Regions from separate parts of the Homo sapiens genome. Here region 1 is linked to region 2. The links are chromatin contacts, found by Hi-C in ENCODE. All regions are on one chromosome and are shown on one strand. The core of a region is the stretch at or near the end of the contact, and the rest is flanking DNA. Distances in the headings are between cores, read along the strand shown.

Region 1 (6,675 bases), core at 356-2,855, 990 kb before region 2:
TCTATCCGGTCCAGCAGTAGGCTGGGGGACCCAGTGCAGCCCCGGGACCAGCCGTGCACAGTGGTTCCAGCAGTGTGGGGTGGGGATCAGGGAAAGGCCCCGCACTCAGCCAAAAGTTGACCCCTGACCTGTTCACCCACCCTGCACAGGGACCCCAGACTTCAGGCAGAGGCAGGCAGTGGAGTTGCCATCTCCTGGGATCCCATCCAGGGTCCACAGAGGCCTGAGAAATCCTGGCAGGGGCTGAGCTGGGGGAGTCAGGCAGGGGCGGGGGGGGGGAAGGCAAGTAAAGGGCAGCATGCAACTGGGCATGACTGGCACTAAGACTTCAGGGTCTAGCTGGCCCTGAAAAGGTGACAACAGGACAGAGTCCAGACGAGCCCCTCCACACCCCAACCAGCTGCCAGGCACACATGGTGCCCCTCACTTCCCCAGAGGCCCCAGGAAGGGCTCTTTCTTAATCAACACAATGGGGGCCCCACCCACACCCACACATGCAGTGGTGTCCACACATATCAGAGAATGAAATTCCTGCTGTGCCGATATGGGGGACGAATTTCCCTGCCCCCACATTCCCCAGCTTCATCCCCACATGGCGCTGAGCTTGGGGTGCCCAAGCCAACAGCCCATTGATGCAGCAACCCGAGGGATGCTGTGTCTTGAAGGGACCTGTGAGGCCTAGGGGGCATTTCACAATCAGAGCATTTCCCTGACTTTGTCATTCACCGGCCCTCTGCCTCAGTTTCCTCCACTATGACACAAGGAAGAAATCCTGCCCCACAGACCTGGGGTCTCAGCGAGGCCACCACACCAGGTTAAATGGCTGGAGTGTACAAAAGCCGGGATGAGAGTCCCTGCCCGGGGTATCTCGCCCTGGGACTGAGATCCACCAGTCCATGGCCAGGCCAGCCTGTCAGGGAGGGCTCCCAGTTCCAAGTCCCTGCAGTTGAGGCCCCCAGCGCATTGGGAGGCACAGGGTCGGGTGGAGTGGAACAACGCCCCATCATAAGAGCCCTGGGCAGACCTTAGAGAACAAGCATTAAACTGAGACTCGAATCTGAAGCCAGCTCCGCCAAAAGACTTGGCTTTGGGGTGATATGAGAGCCGGGGTCAGGGAACAAAGCGTTCTGGTTTTAGGCCCACAGGAAGATCTGTGAAGCGCTCTTGGGTAGAGCACACGTTGCCGGGTATGTGCTTGAAAAGAGCCTAAGAAGAGGGGGCGCCAGGAAGGAACCCCGACGCCTAGGGAGAGTCCAGCCTTCCCGCTTCAGCACCTGGCCACATTCCGCAGTTACCCAAGCCAGAAAAAAAAAAAAAAATCCAGAGGCCAGGGAGGCTAATGGGGCTTTACTGGGACTATTTGGCCTAATCCTCCAAACAACCCTGCCATAGCAGCCCATCAGTCCTCTGCGACAGGTGAGGAACCTGAGGTCCCAGGAGGACACCCAGAAAGTCTAGGCGGAGCCCCGCAGGCCTCCACACTTCCCCGCGTGGCAGCTCCAACCCCAGCTTTTTAACTAGTAAGTCACTCGAGCAGCTGGGCCACTTCCGCTCCCCCCGCGGGGAGGCAGCTTCGCGCTGCCGCCTGGCTGGGGACAGGGACGCCACCTCCCGCTGGCTGCCACCAGGGGGCGCGCCCGCAGGGTCCCGGTGCCGGGCGGCGCATGTGCAGCGGCCAGCGCACCGGCTCCTGCCCTCGCCGCGGCCTCTGCCAGGACCCCGACACCCCGCCCGACCCTACCCTCAAGCGGGGCTGCGGCCTCACCGTCTGCAACAGCCGCTCCGTCCGGCATTTGGCGTGCTCCCCGGGGCAGAGGCCGCGGTGTCCTCAGGCTGTGGCACCAGCCTGCGACCCCCACGCCCGGCTCCGGCCCAGGAGGAGGAGGGCGCTGCTCCCCGGGTAGGGCGACCGGTCACCTGGGCCGGGAGGGCGGCGCAGGGGCGGAAGCGGCTGTCCGGGCTGCTGCTTTGGACTTCTCCGCCCTCTGGCCGGCCCGGCCGCGTCGCCCAGGGCTCCAGGGCCGCCTGGCGCCACCCTCTCCCAGCGCCGCGGTCCCTCCGGTACCTCCCTGGCGGCTGCGGAGCCCTCCTGGGACAGGGTCCATAAACTCTCTAGAGCGGGAAGTCGCGCAGTCGCGGGGCCGTCACGGGGACCGCTCGAGATCCGAGCCCACTGGGTGCCCCGGACCCTTCTCTCGCCGGCCCGGCCCCGCGCCCAGACCTAGCGGCCGCTGGCGCCTGGCCCGCTGCGTGGGTCTTCGGTGAGCTAGCTGCCCACCCAGTGCTGCGGCCTCGGCTCCCGCATGCGCGCTCTGGTGGTTCCTTGCTAGGGGCGACCCTGTGGGCCAGCTTCCCACGCCCGGTCCCCAGGCCGCGCCCAACCCGGCTCCCTGGGCTAGGGTACTGGCTCCTCCTGGGGGCCGTGGGACTGGGAGGCAGGGGCGTTAAGGGAGACGGTGGGACCGAGGGCAGCCCCTGCTGAGTGCACCGCGAGGTCGAGCGCAGGCCTCTGTTGCACAGTGCGCGGCTTTTGCTGGGACTGTGCTGGGGCTCAGAGGGTGGTATCAGTGCCAGAGGCGATGTCAGGGAGGCTTCACCAAGAAGAAGCCGCGGAGCTGACCCCTGGGGTGTGAGCAGGTCTTCTTCAGGTGGAAGAGGGCAGGACCGAATTGCAGGTGGAGTCAACTGTGTTTTCGCACACCTGGGGGGTGAAGGGGACGCAGTCTGTCTACCTGACCCGTGAAATGTAGGAGACTGTACCCCAGAAGCAGCGGGTTTACTGCTGCATTGATTAACCAAGTCTGGAACAAACATGTAGCTAAGCTGCGAGTTCTGTGCCAGTGGTCCCAACACCCACTCCCCCAGGAAAACACAGCTTTGGAGGTTGGGTGCTTGTCAGGCCTCAGAATGGAGAGCAGGGGCCAGAGACACCAAGCAGGGGGAACCCACCCTAGGCCTCTTGAGGGACGACGATGTGGGGAGCTGGTGGCAGAGCCTGAGCTGGCCCGAGGTTGCATGGTGGGGACAGATTCGAGGCATAGTAGGGACTGGTGACCTCAGTTCCCAGAATGTCCCAGCCTGGCCTCCTGGTCCAGCTAGCAAGTAGTGGGTGCTGCCCTGCAAAGACTCTGGGGGTGCCTGGGCCCCCCCTCACCAAACTTGACTGGTGACTTCTGTGTTCATCCTCACAAGAAGAGGGATTTTCTCTCACTTTCAGGCAAGCCCAGGAAAGTCAGGGGCCTATGTGAGCCAAAGAGGAGAGAAGGCGATGCTTTAGCCCATTGTTTCTGCCCCGCCTGGTTTGTGGCCTTGGGGACTTGATTTGCACCACAGGATAAAGGGCAATGAAAGCCCCTCCCTGACTGGCTTCTCACTCCACTCTGACCAGCCCATTGCACAGCGCCCACCCTGCAGCTCCAGGTACAGCCTGTGCACCTGCAGCTCCAGGTACAGAGGCTGGGCTGGTTCTGGGCTGACCTCAGGGCCTTCTGATGGTTGCAACCCTCAGGATGCCTCATGCTCACCCCTTGGCACCCACCTGACAGCTCAGCATGTCTGCTATATGCCATCCTCAATGCCTGCTCTAGACAAGCCCAAGTCCCCCAGGAGTGGCAGAGGGAACTGAGCTGGGAACTAAGTCCCAGCTCACTGAACCCCAAGTGGGCCTCCCACTTTAGGTCACAGCCCCAGGCAAGTTCCCTTCAGGGATGTGATCCCAGGGGCCACAGCAGCACGTTCTGGCCTAACCTATTCACTACTCAATTAGTTACTGAACAGGCCAGGATGGGCATGGGCCCTGACATTAATCCCCTTTCTCTGTGAGGGGGCTGGATTGGGTTTGCCATCCTGATGTCTTTGTGGAAAGAGCTGGCAGGTGGAGCAAGTCTCAGGGGCCAGCCATAGGACAGGGAACCTAGGATTCGCCTCTGCTGGAACCCTGTGAGGCCCCTGCAGGCAGGAGGGTCCAATGGAGGTCCAGGCACCTCTCCCAGCTTGGTGTTCACAGCTCCTCCCTGGCCCACTCCCTCTACACTTGCACCTGCTGGTCTCTGGGAGGAGAGCATCCATCCATCTTCTGCATGTAGCTTTCTGCTGCATTTCCATGAGGATGGTCTCCTTGATAGAATGCCCAGCAGGGTGTCCTGAGCCTGTGCTGGCTGTTCTCTAAGTGCCAAGTCAGTGAGAGGGACTTGAAAACTCAAGACTTATTAACATTATTTTCTGGTAAAGTGCAGAAAAATAAAAAAAATAAAAATAAAAACCCTGCTTTCAGGGTTTTTTCCTTAAAATGTGTAAAAACAAATATTGAAATTTCTATCTTTTATATAATTTGGATTCTGTCATCACATGGACCTTTCATTTTCCTGAAATTTATTTTTATATATGTATATCAAACATTGAATTTTTATTTTCTTCTTTACTGAAATTGTTAACCGTTTTAGAGGCCAATTTTTTTTAAAAAAAAATCATACTTCACAAACATTAATAAAATGTAGGAATTTATTTATAATGTTATTATACTTTTTTCTTTCTTTTTTTTTTTTTTTTTTGAGACAGTCTCGCTCTGTCACCCAGGCTGGAGTGCACTGGCCCAATCTTGGCTCACTGCAACCACTGCCTCCCAGGTTCAAGCAATTCTTCTGCCTCAGCCTCCCAAGTAGCTGGGATTACAGGTGCTCACCACCATGCCCGGCTAATTTTTGTATTTTTAGTAGAGACAGGGTTTCACCATATTGGGCAGGCTGGTCTCGAACTCTGACCTCGTGATCCGCCCACCTCGGCCTCCCAAAGTGCTGGGATTACAGGCGTGAGCCCCCGCACCCAGCCTATACTTTTTAAAGATGTGAATAATTGCATTAAAGACTTTATATTACTTGTATGAATTAATTTACATTTTTCCACAATCTTGAAAAATATTTTAGCTAGGTATGCAATTCCAGATTAACACATATTTAACCTACAACTTCAAGCTTAATATCTATTGATATATCAATTTCATGAAGAAGTTGAGAGACAAGATTAAAATCTATTGTTCCATAATTTGCATTTTATATTTCAATGAGTTTAATTCATTTCTTTTATTTTGGTGTTAACATTTTCATTTATGATGTTTTTAGATATGTATACCTTTTGTGCTTTTCTTGGTTGATATTTGATGAGCCTGTATTTCATCATTCTTTAAAATGTTTAAACATGTCTTATTTTCTACTATTTTCTCTGTTTATTTAAATGTCTGTTTTGAAAATTCATTAGAAATAGCCCTTTCATTCCATTTTCAATTTATTTTCACCTCTATTTTATATTTTCTATTCATTTTTCTTCTTGTCCTGACACCTAAGTATAGATTTCAGTTCATTCTTTTACTCATATTTTAGCTCATATTTTTTACATTGCCTGTATCCCTCTAATCTGTAAATGTTTCTAATTACATATATATTTTCTATACCTAATACACTACTTTGGAATTCCTTGAGGCCTAATTGTATAGGGTGCTCTGGTTTTGTTGTTGTTATTTCTGAATGACATTGACTTCGGTGGTCTTCATTTTGCATGTTTAAAAATATTAGATTGTGTGATTATATTTGACAGGTCTTAACTGATGTGCCGTTCAGTGCTTTGGGTTGAGCTTTGGGTTCGGTTGAGTTTTGGGTTGGAGAATTTTCTTCCACAGGAGACTGTCTTGGATTTTTCTGTTTCTCCCTCAATATCCACCTGGAAAACATTTGAATTAATTTATAGTCACTTAAATATTTCTGTGCAAAAACTGTGTACAGAAGCCCCAAAGTAACAATGGGCTGCCTTCCTTCCTGAATCAGCCAAGGCATAGCCTGAGGAGCTTCACTGTTTATCTTCCTTTGACTGCAGTCTGAGTATTCTAGGCCATTTTTCTTAGACTTGTGGAACTTTGAGGCTTTTCCTTTAGTTAGGCTGGTCAGTTTCTTCTCCCCTTCACTGGTGTTGCTGTAGCATTGTATCCACACCCAAATGCTGTTAAAACCCAACAAAGGATGCCCCTATTATGACTGCACCATCATGGGCAGCCCCACCCTGCCAGCTTTGCTGTCATCCTCCCTCCTTCCTGCCACCTCTGCTTCTTCACTTTCATTCCCCACTTAGGAATAATTTGCCCAGTTGAGCACATATTCTGTTGTCCAGCATTTATGGTGGTTTGTAGTGGAAAAGATTTTTAGAATATGTGGATTTTTGGAATATTTCCTCCAAAAGCCCAGATAGCCACACTTTACCTTTGGAGGAATTATTTCTCAGAATACTGCACACAACCGCCTTTGGAAGGAGCATATATCCCCAGCAAAAGCTCTGATTTTTTGAAGTCTGTATTGTGTGTTATTTCCAGGAGAATATAGCAATGATGATAATGTTATTAAACAATTCAAATATGAAATGCTGTTATGCCTAACATAAGGATTTTACGTGATCATGCCTTTTGGCTGAGGAGAATACTCCTGTCTTGTTGGAATTATTGATAATTTGACCGTAATTGCTAATGAGTCAGAAAAATTAGGAACACCAAGTTTCAGTCTTCTCAAGAGCACTCCTCTTATTAAATTTGAACTTTTACCTTTATCACATGCAAAAGAAATATTTTTAGAGAAGTGTTTAATGTTTTCCAGATGGATATATTACTGTTATTAGTTATCATTTTATTAATTTTTA
Region 2 (6,574 bases), core at 1,696-4,195:
AACCCCAGTCAATGCCTGGCATGTGGTAGGTGCCTGTGTTGGTCAAATGAATGAGTGAATTGAAAGAAGCTGCATTTCATCAAAGAGCAGAATCAGCCATGAATATTCAGTTGTCCCGGGAGCTTCAGATAAGCCAGGAGGCCTTGGAGAAGTGGATCTGGGCCAAGTGGCAGATTTCCAAGAGCTGGGGCCATTTAAACCACTCCTGGGGAAGGGGGGCAATAAAACCACCTGCAAGATTGGTCTGAGCTGCTTTGTTGCCTGGGACTCCACTGCAGGTGGAGAGGGGAGCAGAGGGATCAAAAGCACTCAAAGAGCCTTTGCTTCTGAGTGGTCCAGAGGGCAGTGCTGCCCTGGCTGCAGCGACCCCCACCCAGAGATGGGACCAGTGCTCAGCTCTGCAGAAGAGCAAGATGGACCCACCATCCCCAGAGAGCTTCCTATGCACCAGACGCTGGGCTTTATGTAATCACGTTTCATCCTCTCAGCAACGCCAAGAGACAGGTGTGCCTGACTTACAGATGAGAACCACCACCAAGGATCAGGAATCCCTCATTCCGTGTGGAGAGGAGCAGGAGCCTGTGCACCCAGTAAACTGTACAATAGCAACCAAAGCAAAATTAAAAAAAAAAAAGCCAGGATTATGTCACTGAAAATTCAGAAATCTGTGCACCTACAGCTCACCTGTTTTATTACTTTTGTGGTTTGCATATCTTCCCTTTATTTTCTCCTGGTTTCTTATAATGGTTTGTTTTGTTTGTTTGTTTATTTGTTTGTTTCACAAAAATCCCATAGGATTCTGATCTCACAAAGGGAAAAGCTGGATCCCCAGGGCAAGGAGCCAGGGGTCAGCGGAATGGACGGTGCCCTGCAGCCGATGCTGTCAATGCAGCAGGGCTAAGGCTGGGAAAGGCACCTAGTGAAGGGAGACCAGGGAGGGTACACACAGGTACATGCGTGGGCAGCTGCTGTCTCCTGGGGCTGGTCTCCCACAAGGTGGTTTCCTCGTGCAGCAGTGACTTGGTGCAGCCCCTCTCACCTGGCACCAATGCATTTGTTTCCTCAAAAGACCATAGGGTGGCGTTTACCTCACCACTTAAAAAAAAAAAAAAAGGTGGATCAAGATGCATGCTGGCTCAGGAGGATCTTCATATCCGCCAGAGGGAGGGGCAGGCAGTCTCTTTTTACTCCAGCAGGTGAGAATTTCTGATAAAACTAGATTAACACCAGCTGGCCTCCTTGCAGTGTCTAAATGTGCAAAGAGAGCTGATCTGATGACACCAGCCAGGGGGACAGGCTGCTGGAGGCACCCCAGAAGAGAGAAGCCCAACTAAAGGCCACCTAACTTACTGCTCAGATAGGCTGCTCTGGCCGCAGCAGCCCCTTAGGGTAGAAAGACAAGTAAGCTCGGAGGGGAAAGTGAACGGGTCCTGCGTGGGTGGCTGTGGCCTTGGCTGTCACCGCAGCAGAGGCCCCTGCTAAGCAGGCGAAGAGCGAGGAGACCGTGAGAAAGGCCAAAGTCAAACTGAAAACCCCTTCCAGCTGGCCTCTGCTCTTGGGAACTTGGAACCATACGTTGGCAACAGGCTCGCCGACAGGGGCACGCTTTCTCCCGGAGAGGGCACTGGGGCGCCTGGTTCTTCGGGCGGGCACGGGAGAGGGGGGCACCTCCCAGCACGCAGGAGCAGCCAGTGCCAAGCTGGAGGAGGGGAGGGGCGTGCAGGCAGAGACCTGGGGGTGGAGTTAAGGGAGGGAGGGTCAGGAAAACTTCTCATTCCCTGCCTCCATTCACCCTCCTGCACCATCTCTGTAAGGGGCCTCTGCTTTAAAACGTGGGACATAGATGCCACCAGAACCCCTGCCGGCTGCCGGAGTCCTGCACAGAATTACATCGGCGCACTCTCTACTTCTCAGGAACAGAAGGGATCCGAGGGAGCTATGGGTTCATCTCTGGCCACATGCATCCAAACTAATAAAATCATCCCCCATCCCCCTGGCGCCCTGCGGGGTGCTGGCGGAAGTGCAGGTACCCCTGAATGAGGCGGAGGAGACTCTGGCTAGAGTTCTCGTCCCCACGCGGTCCGCACTCCGCGAACCAAAGGGGGCTGCAGGTATATCTAGCCCGGCTCGTCCTCTTTCCCCGGCTCAGCTGACTTCGACGCCCGGGAGTTTGATCCTCGCCGCCGAGGCCCTAGAGCTCATTCTGATCCGACCCCATTCCTCTCGGGGAAGTGGGCTCGCGGACGGATGCACACGACGGAGAGAAGGAGCAGAAATCGGGGCGCCGGGACGGGAGCCCTACTCCGAAGCCGGCAGAGCCATTCCGGCCGCCGCTGCGGGCTCCAACATTGGCCGCAAAGTTTCCGGCTCTTTGGGGCCCCGCCTGCGGGTCGGAGACCCCAGCGCAGCCTCTCCCCTCTGGGGTGCACACTCCACGCGCTTCTGCCACCTGCCCGGGGACGCCAGGAGCGGGCGGTGGCGCGTGGTCGCAGCACTTGGAGCGCGCGGCCCCGCCAGGAGGTCTCCGGCCGCGCCCTTCTCTCCCCCCACGCCCTCCCGCGGCGGGGTGGGGGTCGCAAGGGTCGCGGCAGCCGTGTCTTACCCAGTCCCGGCACGAAAGTGTTGAGGAAGAGGCAGATGACGGCCACGGGGAAGGGCATGTAGGGGATGGCGGCGCGCAGGGGGCCCTTCTTCTCGCGGACCTGCACCACCACCCCGCTGGACGAGGACGCCCCCCGGGGGTCCGCCGCCGCCACCGCCGCCGCCGCCGCCGCCGTCTCGGCGTCTTTGTGCGAGGGCTCCATGGCCGGGCGCGCTCTCAGGCAGCCGGGCAGCACGGCCGGAGCTGGCGCCCAGCGTACGGGAGCAGGAGACTGTCGGCTGCGGGCTCCGGGCTCCGCGCCGAGCTCAGGCGGCCGCCGTGCTCCGTGCGCCGCGCGGCTCGCGGAGACTCCCGCCCTCCGGCGTCCCCACACGCCCGGCGGAGGGGCGGGGAGGGCGGCGCGACACCCGGTGACAGCGCTCTGACGCCCCTCCTCGCCAGGCCCCTTCCCCGCCCCCTCCCCCCAACCAAAACCACCGCTCACAAGGAATGGAAAATCAGGGCGGAGGGAAAGCAGTGGAAGAGGACCGCAAAGGGAGCTGTTTGCCCAGGTGCTGGAAGGGGTGGACACACCTCGCCCTCCCAGACAGGTGAACTAGGAACCTTGACCACGAAGCCCTGCGAACTGGGAGTGTGTGCTTGGCTGACACCGTCGGGAAAGCCTCGAGGCTGAGTCCCCTGATCTAGAGCAAGCCTTTGGCCAGGGACATGGGGACAAGGGACGGACCGCGCGGCGCCTGACACCTAGTCGGCCTTCAGTGCATTGTGATTTAAATGATTTTGTTTGGGGCGAGCGCAGTGGCTCCCGTCTGTATTCCCCACTTTGGGAGGCCAAGGTGGGAGAATTACTTGTGCCCAGGAGTTCGAAACCAGCCTGGGCAACGTAGCGAGACCCCCCCCCCCCCGCCCCAGCTCTATTTTGTAAAAAAAAAAAAAAAAAAAAAAAATCACTTAAAAAATATATAGGAGTGAATTTGTTTCAAGTGTCAGAGAAAAAGCAATCCAGAGATCGGATCGATAATAGAGGAAACAGATTTGCAAACACCAGGCCAGGTCTCCGCAAGACTAGTTAAAAGATGGGACACTTCCCTACACACACGCACCAAAAGCAGAAAGAAATGCGCCTGTTGCAGGCTTGTTGGGAAGCGTTCACCATCCCCTGAACTATACTGGAGGAAACCTGAGCCTTCTGTGAGCCCGACGTGGTGGTTAAAGAGCCAGTGAGGACACAGCGCCGTCTGGCGTTAATAATGGGGCAGTTGGTAGAAGCAACAGCCGGCAGCTTGAGGTCCTGTTTGAATTCGATTTTCTGAATAAGGCTGCTTCGCCTCCGCACCTGGAAAAAGTAAACGGATGAAAGTTACCGCCTCTAACGTTAGGGAGGGGTTAAAGGCTTCGGAATTATCCAGACAGTCAGCAAATCGTCTGAATAATTGGAAGGGTGCAATAGCCTCCCTTCAGGAATAATAGTGATTATTATTATAAACAACCCAGGGTCTCAGAAGAGGCTAAAAGAACATGGGTTATTGTATACTTATACTTATTGTATAAGTCTCTGAATAAAATAATTTTAAAAGCAAATGGCCAGGGGTTAGTGATGATACTGGTGGACACACACATGCGTGTGTACACATACACAGATACACACACACACGAGTCATTAGCTTAGGTTTGGCAGTCAGAAGAACAGGGTTAAAAATTTTAGTCTTTGTTCAGCCACTAAAACCTGTATGGCTTAGAAGAACTCGCTTAGCCTTTTCTGGCCTGGAGTTACTGTGTTGGTTAAAATCATAGCAAGCTTCCATTTAATACACAATTATTGAAGGCCTACTAAGACTTAGATTCCAGGGAGAGAGAAATGAGTAAAATCCAGCCTCTGCCTTCAAGAATCTAAGAAATGAGCTGAGAGATACTGACAACTACAAAGATAGACTTACAGAAACAGTGAGGAATGTTGCAGCTGTGATGTGCTGGAGGTGCTGCGACAACATGGACCTATCTGTGAAGCCAGCTAGCGTGGGGGAGGCCTCGGGGAGGTGTCCCAAAGAAGGCGATACTCAAAGGGACTTGAGCAATGACTACAGTTAACTATTTGCAGATTTGTTTTATTTTCAACAAACACTTATTTACCCAAGCACTCTCTGCCAGGCATCATTCTAAAAACCCTTTACACATTTTAACTCTTTTAATCCTTACCATAACTCTACAAAGTAAGGATTATTTATTACCCCATTTTACAGATGGGGCAATTGAAGCACAGAGAAGTTAAACAGGCTGCACAAAGTCCCCCACTAATCAGTGGTAGAGCTGGCAGCTGAATGCAGGCAATCTGGCTCCAGAATCAATTCTATATAACCAGTATTTTATTCAGAGACCTAGAAAATAACCCACATTCTGTGAATATTCTTTTGCAGAGCACTTGAACTGTCTTAGGGCCAGTCAATCATTCCTCCTGGAGAAAAAGGATTTCAGGGACGTCAGTGGATTTGCATCCCCCAGTTTTCCAGATGATTTGCTGAATATCTTGGATGTCAGAAAGACATCCAGGCAGAGCAACAAAATATACAAAGGCATGGGAGCCCAGGGAAGTAGGGATGATTCCAGGAATTGCAGTGTGGCTGGCACTAGGGCTTGTGTGGGCAGAGACAGGAGATGGATCTGGTGGGGTGGACAGGCATCTAGTACTGAATGGCAAAGGAATTTGGACTTCATCTCGGTGGTGGTGATGCAGAATCACTGGAACATTTTAAGCAGGGGTGTGGCATAAGTGTTCCAGTTACTATCACTGTGTCACAAATTACCCCCAAATTTAGCAGCTTAACACAACCATTTTTTTCTGATCACAAATTCTGTGGTCAGGAGCTTGGACAGAGCACACCAAGATAATTCTTCTTTGCTCCTTGTATCTGGAGCCTCAGCTCGGGAGACTGAAATGGCTGATAGCTGGAACAGCTGGGGCTAGAGGATCCACTTCTGAGAAGATTCTCAGGAATCTCAGCCTGCCTGGACTGGGGTAACTTGAAAGCTGGGTCAACTAGGATGGGTCAGCAAAGCGCCTACACATGGCCTCCCCACGTGACTTGGACTTTTCACACTATGACAGCTGGCTTCTGAGAGGGAATTTCCTGAGAGGAGGCCCCCAGAGAATGAACATTGCAGGACCAGTGGAAGCTGTGTGGACTTGGACTTTTCTGCCCTAACTTTGGAAGTCACACAGTGTCACTTCTGCAGGGCTTTACTGGTCGATGCAGTCACAAGCCTGCCCAGATTTCATGGGGGACACCCCGCCTCTCTATGGAGGGGTGTCAAAGACTTGGGCCTAGGCTTTAAAACCACCACCATTATGAGATATATTTGTTCACAGTGTGGAAGATGGGCTGGAGGGGATAAAATCAGGTCACATGCTTATATAGAGGCTGAGGGGGAGGAGGACTCTTCCTGACTGAAAAGGACTGAGAATGGGGTAGGGACAGTTCCCAAATGAAAACTGGGTATTAATAGCAGACAAGGAGGAAATGAGTTTGAAGGGTCTGAACACATCCGAGAGGTAGCGGGGACTCATTGATAAATGGCCAGCATAGATAATTGTCTTGATAAAAGTTGGATATTGAGTCAAATCGAGAATCAAGGAAGCAATTGGGGCTGCAGATTTGGGAGCCATCAGCATACAAATGGTAGTTAGAGCCCTGTATGCAGATGTGGAATTTAAAAAGTCACAGAGGCTGGGCGCAGTGGCTCATGCCCGTAATCCCAACACTGGGACGCTGAGGCAAGAGGATCACTTGAGCCCAGGAGTTCAAGACCAGCCTGGGCAACATGGCAAAACTCCATCTGTACGAAAAATACAAAAATTAGCTGGGCGTGGTGGTGCACACTTCTAGTCCCAGCTACTCAGGAGGCTGAGGTGGGAGGATCACCTGAGCATGGGGAGGTCGAGGCTGCAGTGAGCCGTGTCGCACCACTGCACTTCAG

Evidence for each region. Hi-C counts contacts between places; a loop is a spot of excess contacts on that map. Pooled maps may share reads with other maps.
Region 1: a map of B cell shows a loop between it and region 2 (12-fold over the local background). The contact joins the enhancer-like site here to the promoter of STUM in region 2. A Hi-C loop is called at or near these places in 1 of 168 maps with a recorded cell type or tissue (B cell), 1 of 37 single-sample maps with no recorded cell type and 6 of 50 pooled maps.

Annotation. Positions count from the first base shown.
Region 1 is chr1:227,537,666-227,544,340 of GRCh38, reverse strand. No RefSeq gene overlaps it. Among named protein-coding and RNA genes, the nearest start is that of ZNF678, 23 kb to the left of the region's middle. RefSeq lists a silencer at 1,481-2,080. Within about 2 kb of position 1,605, at least 24 of the 41 ENCODE cell types and tissues checked have a DNase peak (open chromatin) inside an H3K27ac peak, as active enhancers do.
Region 2 is chr1:226,545,135-226,551,708 of GRCh38, reverse strand. It overlaps STUM (stum, mechanosensory transduction mediator homolog), which reads right to left and starts at 2,945. Exons shown (of 4, transcript NM_001003665.4): 1 at 2,603-2,945. The coding sequence starts at 2,804. RefSeq lists a silencer at 3,667-3,961.